2 separate regions of the Homo sapiens genome follow, and region 2 is linked to region 1. The links are chromatin contacts, found by Hi-C or POLR2A ChIA-PET in ENCODE. All regions are on one chromosome and are shown on one strand. The core of a region is the stretch at or near the end of the contact, and the rest is flanking DNA. Distances in the headings are between cores, read along the strand shown. Region 1 overlaps LRMDA (leucine rich melanocyte differentiation associated). Region 2 overlaps LRMDA (leucine rich melanocyte differentiation associated).

Region 1 (3,678 bases), core at 290-2,789:
AGCTCTTCCTTAATGTTGTTAGCCAGTGGGTAGACAGACACGACCACAGGGAGGTATAATACAGCAGGACGAGTGCTGAAGAGAGGTGGCAGAGGGGGTGGTTAACACAGTCAGGTGGTCGAGGAGAACTTGTTGGACAATGCAGGTTAGTTCTGAAGGATGAGGCGTTATTCCAAAAAAGAGGGAAGGACAGCTGGACAGCAGGAGCAGTGGGAGCTGCACTAAAGTTTCCCTTCCTTCACAGACTCGTGGTGAGTGTGGCCTTTTAGGGTCAGCAGAGTCTGAGCAAACCTGAGGGTCTCAACAGCCAGACCCTCCCAACCCTGTACTCCCATCCTTTGTTGCTTTGCAGCAGGAGCTGAGTGATTGGCACAAGAATATGTGGTGATGACTGGTTTGTTTTGTACAAAGCCTGGTTGTAAGTGCCACAGGGGTTTAAAAATGAGGTGGTGTTTGACCTTGGTTTTCTCTGGCTCTAAAGCCAGCACTCTTGTTCTCTGGACAGGGTCTTTTAATCACCTAGTGTATGTTCAGTTTTAATGTAGATACAAGAAATGAGACATACATTTCCTGCCCACAAGGAATTTACAGTCCAGCTAGGCCAAAAGGAATTGGCCTTAGAAAGTAATCAGTGATGCTAGGTGCGGTGGCTCTTGCCTGTAATCCCAGCACTTTGTGGGGCTGAGGCAGAAGAGTCACTTGAGCTCAGCCTGGACAACATGGCAAGACCCTGTCTCTTAAAAAAAAAAAAAATTGGTGTGCACCTGTAGTCCTAGCAACTCAAGAGGCAGAGGTGGGAGGATCACTCGAGCCCAGGAATTTGAGGCTGTGGTAAGCTGATTGCACCATTGCACTCCAGCCTGGCAGATAAGGGAAGACTCTACCTCAAAAGAAAGAAAGAAAAAAAAAAAAAAAAAAAAAGGAAAGAGCCAGTGAGCAGTACAAGGGGGTGTTTAAAAATTTTCTTAAAGGAAACCAGTGTCCCCTTTTATGACCTCTTGGGCTGTTATTTGTCTTGTTGCTGTCTTCATTATTTTCCTAACATCTCAGATTTGTTTGCCTGCTAGAAGTTTGACTTTTCAGCCAGATCCCGAAGATCTTGGGGAGAGGTGACAAAGGCATTCCTGGTTGCCAGATTCCATCATGGTTCCACAGCCTCAGTTTCCATGTTTTTCTTGTGCCAAATTCTGGAATTTTTGATCCAGGCTGCTTGCTATCTTTGAGCATTTGGGGTTCTGAGTCCCCAGATGTAATTTTTGGGCCTGGGTGTTAACACATTGAAGGCAGAGGAAAGGGCTTGGGGAAAGTGCCTTTTCTGCTGTTGGGAGAGACCAGTTTGCCAAACATCAGGCTCTGCTTTCTAGGGGCTGGAGGTGTATTCGGGAGACATCCTCAGGTGTGCATGCTGGAGAGAGGACTGGTGGTGACATTGGAAAATCTTTCTAGCTAACTTTGTACTCTTATTCATTTCAGACTTTTTTTTGTTGAAGTCCTGCTTGAGTCATTCTCAGTATGGTTGAGACACACTGAGTTCTGCTTGAGTCATTCTCAGTAGGATGCAGACAACCTGCATCACTCAGATCCACTTTGTTAGAAATGTCGATTCCCTGACCCTACCCTAGACCTGGTGGCTCAGAGTCCCTGGGGTGGGACTCAGGAATCTGTATTTTTAATGAGCTCCGTGGTTGATCCTGATGTATATTCAAGTTTGAAACTACTGGTTTGTTTTGTATGAAGCCTGGTTTTGGGCACTGTAAGCAATTAAAAGATGTTTGTCCTTGCCATCAAGGGGCTCACTCTCTCGTGGGAGTGACAAACCTCAAATAGCTAAGTATAATATTAATACAAGACAGAACACAGCCACGTTTGTGGAGTATGCCTTATTACTCAAAGAATGCATTTTATAGCAAGTTGAAAAGAAAGGTACTAGGCTGGTAAATTTTGAAAAGCATATCCTAGTTAGTGAGATTTTATGGAAAGAGAAGTCACCTGCAGAGCTGTAGAATATTCTGCGTTCTTTCAACTGAGAGGATAACAAAGAACATGGTAGGAGTTGGACTACATAAAAGTTAGTTTCAGTAAAGGCTGAGATATTAGTATATTTAGATACCACTCTTTGTTTACCCTTAAAATGGACTCCTCATTTTATAATGACATTTTAATGAGGAAAACCTATATACAAATGAAATAGGTAACAATTAGGGGTGGGGTAACCCAGGGTCTCTTTGGATCTACTTCAGGAAAAGGCTGACAAGGGAGCCTGGGAGAGTTTCGTGCAGCAGAGAAAGCATCAATCCTGGGTGGAAATTTTGAGTTATTTATAAATGAGTTTTTATGGGTCTGAGTAAGAGACACTTCTGGGCATACTCATATTTATTGTTTCTCCCACTGACTTGGTTAAAAGTAGGTAAATAATAAATTATGTCATTGCACATCTATGTTTTCTTGTCTCTTGATGTGCAAGAGGACATCACTTTCTGGAAAATCATGGAGTGGGAAACTTTGAAGCTTATTCTCTGGTGTCTTGTGTTTGGGATCAGGCAGTTGTAGCAGTCTGCTGCTGAGTGAGCCTTTCCTTTCCCTTGCTATCACTGGGAGAGTTGGGCCCACTCAGAGGATGAGAGGAGAGAGAGAGTCAACGATATTCCACAGAGTGCAGAGAGAGTAACAATTAATTGCACCTCCTTGGAGGAGGTGACGTTTGGAGGGGACTTTGTCAAAAGACAAAATAAAATGTACATGCGATATGTGCAACATATGAGGACTCTATATTGCAAGTGACTCAAACTGGTTTCAACAGTAAAGGAAATCTATTGCCTAGGTGTTAGGGTAGCGTTCGGGGCAGGTGGGTGGATCCAGTGGCTCAGATGGTGTCCTATAGAACCCAGTTTCAATCTTCCTTCTCTTGGCCATTCCTGGCATCAACAGGCTCTCTTCATGCTCTCTACATCAAAGGTCTCTGCACATGTAGCATAAGTTAGGTCTTTTACAGGGAATATAATATATGAGGGTGAGTATTTCAAGTGCCCTGATGCGCAATTGTGAGGTGCTTATAATGCAAACCTGTGTCTGTTTGAGATTCAATTCAGCAAATACCTTTGAACAGCTACTGGGTGCAAAGTGCTGTGTGTGGCAGTTAGTTGCCCATCACATTTGGTGGACAGTGGTCCTCCTGGGACTTGCTGTCATGTGGTGTACTTTAAAACAGAAGTTAAGAAAAAACAGTGAAAAATGCTACCATTGAATTGGGTGGCATTTAAGACTGTTTCTAGCCGTCCTGACTCTTAGAACTTTGCTTTCTCGGCAATATTGTGGGTGCATATATTTGGCAGGGGGGGATTCTAGGTTTATGAGTCAACCTGAGGAGTAAGAATGGAAGATGACAATAGTTTCTGATCTTTAGCTTTTAAGTCAAGGACTGCTTTCCAAAATGTTCTTGGCAGGCAAGCTGCCTTTGAACATTGTTAGACATAGACATAGCCTCAGAATAGCATCTGAATTACGATGTTTTTGTCTTCTTTTCCCCAACTTGTGATGGCTGATAGACAGAAAATGCTCATAAAACCTTGACTCAAACCACCAAATGGCTGAATAATTCAAGCTTGAGTTTTTTGAAGAATTTTGAATCCCAAAATAAGACTCCTAAGGAAATAGATATGATGTTTCTTTCTTCCTCCC
Region 2 (3,663 bases), core at 699-3,198, 74 kb after region 1:
TTTATGGTATTGAGTATGTAAAAACTGATTATATGAATTGGAGTTATCTTGTCAAACCCAACTAAATTAGAGTTGAGAGACTGGAGGAGAAAAAGGACTCAGGACACAAATGCCTGCCCAGGGGTGATACTGTAAGCCAACTGCCAAAATACTATGATTTTAAGAACAGTTTAACCTAGTAGCTGCTGAAATGAACTGCTGTGACTCTCAGACTGGTGTTACCTGCTGCCCCACCACTTACCAATCAGAGCTTGCCCACTTCAAAAAACTTCACTAGTGCCAATGAGTTTTCTTTCAAAAGAATACATAACATTTCTTTTTTAATAGAGCCCCAACCTTCCTTCTCTTTGTTCTTGTGACATACTGAAGACCACCGCAGTCTGTGTATGCCCCAAATTGCAATTCAGTTTTCCCAAACAAAATGTTTTGTTTAGAGATTTGTCTCTATATTTTTTATTTGACTTTGACAAGTAGAAAAGGAGAAATTCATTGGGACAACTTGCTTAGTTTCAACCTGGGTTCCTGGATTCTAAAAGAGTAACAAAGATAAACTGGGAATGCCACACAGTTCATATGACTAAATACTGTGCAGTGGAAAAGTCTCAAGACTGGGAATATAGAGACTTGAATTCTAAATCAATTTCTCCAAGTTTGATTATGAGTGGCTTCTTTATGAGAGTCCTTTCTTCCTGAATGTCTCCCTGACGCTGGTTGGATTTTTGATAGCTCAGATGATAGGAGCTGTTTGAATATAGAAGACAGTCTGTTCCACACTGTAGTTTACACCAGTCTTCAGTCAAGAGTCAGCCTGTTCTCCATCTGGATATGTTCCAAAATTTCCCGTGTTTGCCCCAAGCAGAGAATCGCACCTAGAAAGTTTGTACATTGTGGGATACTTAACTAAAACATTTTCTTCCCCAGCAGTCGAAGGACAAGAAAAAGAGAAGTTAAACATATTGAAAGGCCACTGATGGAACACTTTGATCTGATTGGAGAGTGACAGCAGGACCCTTGTCCTAACGCATCCTTTCTGGGCACATTCTAACCCCTCCTGCCGCTGCTCTAATGTTAAGAGTGATTGGAATGAAAATAATTATCAGTATTTCAAACATGAAGAAACTGAGTTGCAGAAATTAACTTATCTAAGGTCATGGTGAAGCTGGGACAGAAATCTACATTTCTTTGGCTTGAATGGCCAAGTTCTTTGTGTGAGCAGTTGAAGGAGAAAGAGTGATGGCAGCGGCTGGGAACTGAGTACTCTCTTGCCGTCTCACCTCCTCCCAAATAAGCCTTTCTTTCTTTCTTTTTGAGACGGGGTCTTGCTCTGTCACTCAGGCTGGAGTGCAGTGGCGCAATCATGGCTCACTGCAACCTCTGCCTCCTGGACTCAGATGCTCTTCCTACCTTGGGCTCCCAAGTAGCTGTAACTACAGGTGTGCACCACCATGCTCAGCTAATTTTTGTATTTTTTGCAGAGATGGGGTTTCATCATATTGCCCAGGCTGGTCTTGAACTCCTGGGCTCAAGTGATCCACCCGCCTCAGCCTCCCAAAGTGCTAGGATTACAGGCATGAGCCACTGCGCCTGGCCAACCCTGTTTTCTAATGGTAAGATAAGTAAAGTTCACTGCTGGTAACTCCTTCTCTTAAACCCAACCAAACTGAGGCCAGTCTTAACATGTGCTCTTGCATGGGTATGTCTGTGTTAAGTGTGCGAGAAGGTAGAATATTAACTCTCTTACCATGTAGCTGAATTTCTTCTCTGTTGATTCAGAAATGGAAAGAAAATGTCAGAACTCCTGTAATGCCTTTAAAACAAAGGTGCAGTGAAGGTATTGAAACCAGAAATGAAAATAAGTGGGCTATTTTTAGAACCGAGGTTCTATTTTCTCACTGACTCCCAGTTTCTAGTTAAGGGCAGAGTCCATTCCGGGCTACATGGGCTCTATTGGTGCCCTTCCAGAAGCCTGCATTTCCACTGCACCTTTCTATTTCAAATGTTAAAGGACTGGGGACATTTATAGGAGGTGATGGTCTCTTGGCACAGAAGACTATGTCTCCCAGAGCTGCCGCAGTGTTTTTTCATCCCTTTCTTCTCACTTCTTTTCTGTTTACCTTTGGCTTGAGTAAGTCGATTGGCATGTCTCTTTATATTGGGAAAATTCACTGTTTGCCACAAGCAAGAGAGAAGGCAGAAAGCATGGATACAAACAGATCTGAGGGTATTTTTATGTCTGTATCTCTATTTCTGGGGGCAAGGGACAGTGTTGCCATCCATTAAACATTTATTGTATTAGCAACCTCTGGCCATCCCTGCTAATGGAGGGAAAGGATGTTATGATAATCCAAAATAGCACAAAGTTCCCAGTTTTAACAATTTGATTTGGCAGTGCATTACAATAAAATCCCATGAATTCAACCTAATTAGGAAGGAGGCCAGTTTGGATTAGTGAAGCCCAAATGATATTTTATGGAAAATTGATTTTGTAGCTTCCAAATTTATGCAGCCACTTGAATTAGATATCAAAGTCTACAATAGAAATTCCCGGAACAGTTTTAATGACTAGTTAAAAATACTTGGCATTTTATTACAAAATGTTAGAGAAATGGTTACTTCCAAAGTGATCAAGACATTTCAGAACAGTCCTCTTGAGTTTTAACTATCTTCTGAAAGTCTTTCCTATCTTGTATTTATGAACAAGGCCTTTCTTGACATACGATAGGAAAGTAAATGCTTGTTAAAATTTCTTCAAATTTCTAGTCTGTTAGATTCGAATGAATAAAATTGACCTACATGATATTTTCCCCTCAGCAGATTTGTTGTCTTAATTCTGTTATGTTAAAGCTACTACAGATGGGAAGCCATTTCATGTAATACTGTATTTCTTTGGATGTTCTTATATTGAACTATATTTTTCTATTGATACAGGTGATAATTTTGTAGTGCTCTAATTTATAGTGGGCCCTTCCACTTTTAGTTTTTAACACATGATTTTCTCAGGTCCTAACCTTCTTTTCCTCCACATTTAATTATCTGTAAACAAATGCTAAAGCATTACAGATGAGCATCTTTTTCTTTTTAAGGGAGAATCACTGCCTTGTTTTGGTTTTGTAACAACAGCACTGTCTTCATTCCTCATGTGCAAGCAAGTGAGGTGACTTAGTGATTTCCAAATGACTGGCTGCACTGGAACCACCCAAGGAACTTTAAAAAATTGTGATTCCTAGGCCCCACTCCTGGAGATTTTGATTCAGTGGTTTTTTTTTTTTTTTTTTTTTTTTTGGAGCCCAAGATTTTCTATTTTTAACCAGCTCTCTGGTTGCTTCTGTTAGGTATCCAAACATGAAGTGGTTGCCTGGAGTGGTTAAAAATCCATTGTCCATATCCTAGCTATTGTGAATAATGCTGCCATGAGCATGGGAGTGCAGATATCTCTTTGAGATACTGATTTTATTTCCATCAGATATATACCCAGATAACCAAGAGAGGGAAACAACCTAAGTGTCCATTGATGGATGACTGGATCAAAAATTGTAGTGTGTGTATATATATATATATATATACACACACATACACAAAGCAATATTATTCCACCTTAAAAAAAGAAGGGTGTCCTGCCATTTGCAACATGGATGAACCTGGAGAACATGGTGACATAAACCA

What was found. Hi-C counts contacts between places; a loop is a spot of excess contacts on that map. ChIA-PET counts read pairs that join two places held with the same protein, here RNA polymerase II (POLR2A). Pooled maps may share reads with other maps.
Region 2: a map with no recorded cell type shows a loop between it and region 1 (6-fold over the local background). The contact joins two enhancer-like sites. A Hi-C loop is called at or near these places in 13 of 37 single-sample maps with no recorded cell type and 5 of 50 pooled maps. POLR2A ChIA-PET finds 5 or more read pairs at or near these places in 1 of 52 experiments (GM12878).

The regions. Positions count from the first base shown.
Region 1 is chr10:75,531,157-75,534,834 of GRCh38, forward strand. The region is part of intron 2 of LRMDA (leucine rich melanocyte differentiation associated); the gene reads left to right. Among named protein-coding and RNA genes, the nearest start is that of MIR606, 19 kb to the right of the region's middle. Within about 2 kb of position 1,540, at least 2 of the 41 ENCODE cell types and tissues checked have a DNase peak (open chromatin) inside an H3K27ac peak, as active enhancers do.
Region 2 is chr10:75,604,568-75,608,230 of GRCh38, forward strand. All of the region lies in intron 2 of LRMDA (leucine rich melanocyte differentiation associated), which reads left to right. Among named protein-coding and RNA genes, the nearest start is that of MIR606, 54 kb to the left of the region's middle. Within about 2 kb of position 1,949, at least 4 of the 41 ENCODE cell types and tissues checked have a DNase peak (open chromatin) inside an H3K27ac peak, as active enhancers do.